2 separate regions of the Homo sapiens genome follow, and region 2 is linked to region 1. A link is an interaction called in ENCODE POLR2A ChIA-PET data of the cell type or tissue named here. Cell type or tissue: HCT116. All regions are shown on one strand. Region 1 overlaps RSPO4 (R-spondin 4). Region 2 has its middle 7.1 kb from the start of SLC52A3.

Region 1 (4,000 bases):
GGGAGGCCAAGATGGGAGAATTGCTTGAGTCCAGGAGTTTGAGACCAGCCTGGACAATATGGCGAGGCCCTGTCTCTACAAAAAATACAAAAATTAGCCGGGTATGGTGGCACACACCTGTAGTCCCAGCTACTTGGGAGGCTAAGGTGGGAGGATCGCCTGAGCGGGGAAGGCTGCAGTGAGCTGTGTTTGTGCCACTGTACTCCAGTCGGAGAGACAGAGTGAAGCCATGTTTCCAATAAAGAAGAAAATAAAAAGAAGTGGACAGCCTAGGGAAGTGAGTTGTGGTGCTGTGACTTTTCCTCTGTTCCCAACCCTGCCAACGAAGTGAGGAGATGCCAGAGAAACTCACAAAGACAGGGGGTGCCTGCAAGAAGGTGCCAGCATCTCATGCCCTGCTTGGACATAAACTCATGTCCATAGCCCTGCGAATCTGCCCCCTTCCCATTCCTCTTTGAACAGAGAAAGGAGACCAGGAGACAGAAGGGCAGAGCTGAGGGGAAGAGTGTGATAGAAGAGCCTGCACATCCTTCCCGGCACGTGTGAGGGAGTTCTCAGTGGTAAGGGGCACCTTGGGAGCAGCCAGGCTTAGGTGGTATTCCTGCTGCCTGGCACAAGAAGGCTGGTTGCTGGGAGGTGCCCCAGCAGTAAGAGGCAGCAGGGGAGACCACTGGGAGTAGGAGGTGGGGGAGAGTCAGAAAATGACCAGGTGTCACTAAGTGACAGGAAAGGATAGGGCAGCTTTTGAGAGGCAGCAATTGGGGAAACAGTAAATGGTTTCATGTTTATATGTCATTAGGGTCAGACTGGTTAATAATCCGGTTATACACCTTGATTCACCTGAGCCCCAAGACCACCCGGCAGGAAACATTCTTGGCTCTCCAGCTCTCAGATGCTCCCCTCTTCCTATTGGTGCCCCATCTCCCTTTTAGAGGAATTCCCCATTGTGCAAGGTCCTGATGAAACACATCCTGGCACCTTCCCCCTGGAACAGAAACCAAAAGAGTTCTGGCCCTCCTTTAAGTTGGCAGCAGGTGAGAGCTAACGAAAGCCCGGTCAGATACACATTCTGGTGACTCCAGTCCTGGGAGTGGGACACAAGAGTGAGGGTCACACAGAAATGGGGTTCATGGTGGAGGCAGGGCAGGCTCTCTGCCCAGCCCTGGCTGAGGCCTTTCTCTCTCCCTTCCATCCCTCAGTCCCTCTGTTCCTTCCTCCCTGCTCCAGCTCTCGGATGAGTACTGCTACTTCCCCAGTCCTCACCTTCTGTTCCTTAGATTCGGTGAGGCCCCACATCCTGCTGATAACCCTCTTTCTGTTGCTTATAACTCAGGAGGCTTACTGATCCAGGGTCGTACGGAAGCACACAGTAACTAAAGTGTACCCTGGGATGCTGTTCCCAAGCAAAGTTGGCATTGCCCTCAATTTTCTTGCCCTGGGATAAGAAACTGCAACAGGAGAGCAGAATAAAGATTTTTGTGCCTCTGGAGCTGTATACCTGGCAGGGATCTGAGGGCAGAGAGCAAGTGTGATGTTGTAAGGGAGATTCCCAGAGCCAGAGAAATAAGAACATCCACTGAGAATTTAGCAGAGTCCGGACTTCTCACTCAGCAAAAGATTCAGATTCTGATACTACCCAGAGCTGGCAAGAATGAGAGGAAACCTTCGCTTTTTCACCTTAGATAGGAGTGTAAACTTCGGGGAAAAATCTAGCAGTACCTAATAAATTTGGAGATGTCTCTTTTCTTTTTGTGTTAAAAAGTTTTTTTGTTTGTTTTGTTTTGTTAAGACAGGATCTTGCTCTGTCACCCAGGCTCCAGTGCAGTGGCATGATCCTAAGCTCACTGCAGCCTCAAATTCCTGGGCTCAAGCAATCCTCCTGCCTCAGCCTCCTAAGTAGCTGGGACTACAGGCATGTCCCACCACACCAAGATAATTTTTTAAAAACTTTTGTACAGATGGTCTCTCTCTGTTTCCCAGGCTGGTCTTGAACTCTGGCCTCAAGTGATCTTCCTGCCTCAGGGTCCCAAAGTGTTGGGATTATAGGCATGAGCCACCACGACTGGCCTGATGTCTCTTCTAAATGTAACAATTTAGCTTCTGGTATATACCCTAGAGCGGCAGTTCTCAAACTCTGGCGCACAACAGCAGCTCCTAGAGAGCTTGTTAGAATATAGGTCCCTGGGTTCCACCCCTGGTACGTCTGATTCAGTAGGTCTGAGAATTTGTATTTCTAACAGGTTCCCAGGTGATGCTGATGCTGCTGGTCCAGGGACCATGCTCTCAGAAACACTGACCTAGAGAAACCCTTGTATATGTGTAGAAAGAGACAAAGATATTTATTGCAGCATTATTTAATAGCAAACAACTGCAAAAAGCTAACCCTCTGCCAAAGGAATAGATAAATACATTGTGGTATATTCATACACCACAGCCAGATACCACATACACAACCCAGCCATGATAAATGACTGAGGTAGCTACAGTTATCATTGTGGGCACAGCTCAAAGACGGGGCTGAGAGGAAAAAAGCAAGGTGCACGATGAATCATATAGTAAGAGCCATTTATATAAAGTTCAAGGACCTGCAAAGCAATATTTTGTAGCATTTGTGACTTGTAAATATGCATTCAGAGCAGAAGACATGGGACTAACCAACACTGAATTCAGGATCATGGCACACAAATGTTTATTATATTATTTTAAATTCTTGACTGTAGGTTTGAAATAGTTCACCCTAAAAATGCATAAAGAACAAAAGAATTTAGCCTCTACTGTGTCCTGGGGCAGGAGGAGGCCTACATTCTTTCTTCTCCTTCTCCACTAGCTCCCCTCCCAAGCCCTGTCCCATCCTCAAGCTGAGGTCTTGAGCAGGGGAAGGTGACAAATTCTGAAGACGTGGGACCCGGGTTCCAAGAGCAGTGGAGACTCGTGCCTCTGCACACTTTGCCCCTCGTCCACTCTCCCCTCATCCTCAGTAGTGGAATCCTGATTTTTATTTTATTTTTTGAGGCAAGGTCTTGCTCTGCCCCCCAGGCTGAAGTGCAGTGGCACGACCTTGGCTCACTGCAGCCTAGACTTCCCGGGCTCAAGCAATCCTCCCTCCTCAGCCTCCCTAGTAGCTAGGACTACAGGCGTGCACCACCATGCCCAGCTAATCTGTGTATTTTTTTGTAGAGAAATGGTTTCACCATGTTTCCCAGGCCGGTCTAAAACTCCTGGGCTCAAGCAATCCTCCTGTCTCAGACTCCCAAAGTGCTGGGATTACAGGCCTGAGCCACAGCGCCCGGCTGGAACCCTGATATTAAGCGGAGTTTATGTCCTCTAAGACTATATTTCCCAGGCCCTTTGCAGCTATATGTGGTCATGTGCTTATGCCCTGACCAATGGGATATGAGCGGGCATGCCCTGTACAGCCCCTTAGGAAACGCTGGCACTGTTCTCCTCCCATTTTCCCTTATGCCTGCAGGAGTGCAGGCTTAAGAGTGGAGCCATGGCAGATCCAGGAGGCAGAGGGATCTTATAGAAAGACAGCTTGGCGTGGCTGTATTAACCCAGGGCTGCCCACCGCCGAGATTCTTTCCTGGGGAAGGGAGGAAAGCATTGCCCATCTTGTTTAGGTCACTGGGCCTTTCTGACGCACACATTGACTGATGATGTCGGGTTTTCCGCCATGCAAGGCAGCACAGAGTCATATCAGTGGAGACCAAGTTGCCCTGCGCTGTGCCTTGGCGCTGTGTAAGCCCACTGGGCCTGAGAGGCGACCCCACTACCAAAGAGCAAGGGGACCCTCAGTTGACTTGTGGTGATCTTTATCACCTGGCAGAATAGGACTTCAAATTACAAATTAATTTAAATTACAGAAAAACAAAGTAGCATTTCCTGAAAAACGAATCTGTGGACACAGACTCACACCCTGACATGGCGTTGCTGCCCATTTTGCAGCTGAGAAAAACCGAGAATCAAGGAGGTGAAACGACATGTCCAGGGTCACACAGAA
Region 2 (4,000 bases), 200 kb before region 1:
GGCTCTGAGACATATCTGCTTCCCAAGGATCCAGGACCCCTTATGTGATCACCAGAGACCAGAAACCTAAGGCTTCGCATGAGACAGTTAAGATGCCCCATAATGCGTGGGCGACAGATAGAGAAGCTAGAAGGATCAGTTCCAGGCAAAGGTTTCTCTTTTGCATTCTTGCATCAAAAGCTGTGAGCCCCCAGCCCAAGAAAGTGAAGAGAATTGGGAGTGGGGTTCTGACCAGGGCCAGTGCACCGTCATTGTGTGGGCTGGGCCATCTCCTCCAGGGAGCTCAGGCAGCTTCCATCCCACCCAATGTCCCCCGCCCCCCTCCACATTCTCCTGCCCTCTGTTTTCCTCCATCAAAGTATTACTGACACCAGCTCAGTTACGGGAGTTTATCTGTGTCTATCTGTTGAGCGCTGGTCTCTCCCATTGGAGTGTAATCTCCATGTGAGCGGGGGCTTGTCCTCTCCCCCAGTGCCCAGGTGACCATCTGGCTTGCCACGGGCTGGGCCACCTGAGCTCCTGGCACCATGGCTGGGTTCTCGCTCTGCAGGGATAATCTGCCAGCTGGTAGGCACCTAGCCCTGTGGGCCAGACTGGAGGAAACCCGCCTCAGCTATGAGGGTTGTGTTGGCCAGGGTGACCCCTGGGGCAGTGCCAGGTGGCAGCCTGACACTGGATACATCTCACTCCTGGGCAAGGGTCTGAGCCAATTCTTTCCTGGGTTCCAGGCTCCTGGAGAACTTAGTGAGGCCTGTAGGCGTCTACTTAGGGCCTGGCCTCACCCTCATGAGAGTGGGTAGGAATGGACTGACTTTGAGCCCATGAAGAAGGGAGGCTGAGAGGTCAAAACCACAAAACCCACAGGGAGAGATGGGGGAGATGAAGGGGAGTGAGAGAGAAGAGACTGAGACAAAGAGACAGAAAGAACCGAAAGCTAGAAGCAGAAATGGGGAGAAAGGACAACAGAGGCACAGAGACAGGGAAAAATGAGAAGCTGCGGCTGAGAGGGAGGCAGGGAGGTGCCAGGAGGCAGGAGGCAGCTGGGGCGCTGGGAGCCTGGCCTCAGCCACCCTCACTGTTCACAGCCACATGTAGCAGAAGGCCATCTCTACCTCTTGTTGCTGGGACCTCAGAGTTCCCCTGAAACTCATCCCAACTCAATGTCCCTATTGCACAGGTGGGGAAACCAAGGCCCAGAGAGGAGATAGTGCTTCCCCGAACCCTGCCCCACCCCTGATCTCAGGCTGTGGCAGACATTCAGGCCTGTGCTCACCGGCTGTGCAACCTCAGGTCAGCTGCTCACCCTCTCTAGGCCTTGGTTTCTCCATCTGTGAAAGGGTCTGGGAATGCCCAGCCTTTCTGGGCTCAGCAGACCAGGAAAAAGGGAATGAGATAACAGGCGCTCAGCCTGGCCAGTAGAAGCGGACAGTGAGTTCTCTTCCCCCTTCTCCTCCCTCCCAAGGCCAGGAAGGGCTTCAGGCCTCCCATGGGGCTGACCTTGGTGGAGCAGCCTCCCCCAGGCCAGTTCCCCTCCCCTCCACGTCCATCCCAACTCCCAGCCTCCTTCCCAGGCTCCTGCGGCTTCAGCCTGGTCAAGTTGTTCCGAGATAGCATGGAGATGGCCCTGGGTAAAGTCAGTGGGGGCCCAGTCTTTTTTTTTTTTTTTTTTTTTTTTAAGACAGGATGTCGCTCTGTCACCCAGGCTGAAGTGCTGTGGCATGATCTGAGCTCACTGCAGCCTCAACCTTCCTGGCTCATGCGATTCTCCCACCTCAGCCTCTGAGTAGCTGGGACTATTAACCCATGCCACCACGTCCGACCTGGGTAATTTTTGTATTTTTTGTATAGATGGAGTTTCGCCACGTTGCCCAGGCTGGTCTTGAACTCCCTGAGCTCAAGCGATTCACCTGCCTCAGTCTCCAGAAGTGCTGGGATTACAGGCGTGAGCCATGACACCCAGCATGGGCCCAGCCTTTTGGTCTGGAGGCACCAGGGGTCTGGAATTCACCTGGATGGCTCAGCCTGTCCCGACTCCAACATGCCAGCTGAGGAGGAAACCTTTCTTCCCTCCTGTCCCTTTGATCTTTCACCTGGATGGCTCAGCCTGTCCTGACTCCACATGCCAGCTGAGGAGGAAACCTTTCTTCCCTCCTATCTCTTTGGACTCTCCCGACATGGCAGCCTGAAACTAGGGGAAAGGCCACGGGACACCTGCTGGCTCCAGATAAGTGCCCCTGCCATATCCTGGTCAGTGTCCCATGCTCCTAGCTAGCAGGCAGCCTTGGTAGCTGCAGCTGCACCCTCACAGGCCTGAGCCGCCCCGCTTTGCCCACTTACCTGCTGGTCCAGTTCCCCAGCCGCTCTGCATGGGAGGGGCCAGAGGCAGCTCGTTTTGTATAAAGCTGTCCCCGCCCAGAGCTCGGGGAAAGGCAGGCGGAGGGTGGGTGTGGCTCCCGGCAAGACCAGGCGCCTACTATGTGTCTCTGATCTGCCCTACAGCCCAGCTAGGAGGAGGATCCAGATGGTAGAACTGTATAATAAAGGGCTTGCTTTATTGAGGCTCTCTGCCACCCAGATTTCATGAGGGTTGATCCCCAGTTGACAAAAGCTATGTGCAAACAGTTGGTTCTGGCATCACCCTGAGATCTCCATAATTCCTTTCACACAGGAAGAGAGTTCCCTGGAGCAAAAACAGTTCAAATACTGGTGCTTCAGTAAGTCATGTGGAAAGCGGGGATAATAATAGTGCCCTCTTCATAGGACAGAAATCCTAACTGCCAGTGTGCACTGAGCTGACTCAGTGTCAGGCATGTTCTTGGGGCTTGAGAGAAATTAATGCATTTAATCTTCATGGCCTTTTGGAGAGATGCTATTACTATCCCTATTTTCCAGATGAAGAAACAGGCCCAGAGAAGTCGAGAGCCTTGTGTAGGTCACACACCTTGTATATGGCAGAACTGGTCTCTGATGCACACTGAGCTACCCTGACAAATACTGTAACCACCTGAGGGGTTCTTTCTGCCCACTGCATAAAGAAAGACCATGAGGCTGGCCATGCCACAGGGGAAATGAGTTTGTTCCCAAATCATCTTCAAAGCTTGTAGGTGAGGGGTTTTTCAAAGGCAGTATAGGGGAAGAGTTGGGGGTGGCCAGGTAACAGGTGCTTGCTGCTGATTGGTTGGGGTGGAGATGAAATCATAGGGGGTTGAAGCTGTGCTCCTACAGGCTGAATCGCTTTTGGGGGGGGGGCCACAGGAGCAGGGTTGGCGGTCCTGGTGGAGACATCAGGTTTAGGTGGAGCCATGGGTGTCAAATCTGCAAAAAACCTGGAAAGATGGCGGGGCGTGGTGGGTCATGCCTGTAATCCCAGCACTTTGGGAGGCCGAGGCGGGTGGATTACCTGAGGTCAGGAATTCAGGACCAGCCTGACCAAAATGGCGAAACCCTGTCTCCACTAAAAATACAAAAATTAGCCGGGCATGATGGCGGACACCTGTAATCCCAGCTACTGGAGAGACTGAGGCAGGAGAATTGCTTGAGCCCGGGAGGCGGAGGTTGCAGTGAGCCGAGATCGCGCCGTTGCACTCCAGCCTGGACAATAGAGCAAGACTCTGTCTCAATAAAACAAAAACAAACAAACAAACAAACAAAAAACAAAAAAAAAACACCAACTGGAAAGATATCTCAAAAGGCCAACCTGCAACAGTGGTGTTATTTGCAGGAGTAATTGGGGAAGTTGCATATCTTATAACCTCCAGAATAATGGCTGGCAATCATTTATGTCTACACCTTAGGAGGACCCAGGCTCCTCTTCTTTCCCCAGCCTGATGGCCTCTCATTAACTTTACAAAAGTGGTTGCTCACAGTGCTACGGCCTGTAAGTGCAGGGCCAGGATGTGAATGCAGACTCAAATTGGTGCCTCCATGGATGTAAAACATATTGCACAGATTCTGACACCTAGTAAATGCTCAGTGCATATTGACTTCTACAAATAATTCT

The links. Peaks named below come from ENCODE experiments on the same cell type or tissue, not always from the same donor. Only the 100,000 strongest peaks of a DNase experiment are listed, where the experiment ranks them.
Region 2: POLR2A ChIA-PET joins it to region 1 with 7 read pairs; 2 of 35 experiments call an interaction of 5 or more read pairs at or near these places.

The regions. Positions count from the first base shown.
Region 1 is chr20:969,074-973,073 of GRCh38, forward strand. All of the region lies in intron 1 of RSPO4 (R-spondin 4), which reads right to left. Among named protein-coding and RNA genes, the nearest start is that of RSPO4, 31 kb to the right of the region's middle. RefSeq lists an enhancer at 2,811-3,528. In HCT116, no CTCF peak of the experiment used is centred here; no DNase peak of the experiment used is centred here.
Region 2 is chr20:773,618-777,617 of GRCh38, forward strand. It overlaps a transcript of SLC52A3 not described here. Among named protein-coding and RNA genes, the nearest start is that of SLC52A3, 7.1 kb to the left of the region's middle. RefSeq lists an enhancer at 2,140-2,842. In HCT116, no CTCF peak of the experiment used is centred here; a DNase peak (open chromatin) is centred at 2,384; H3K4me3 peaks cover 1,198 bases.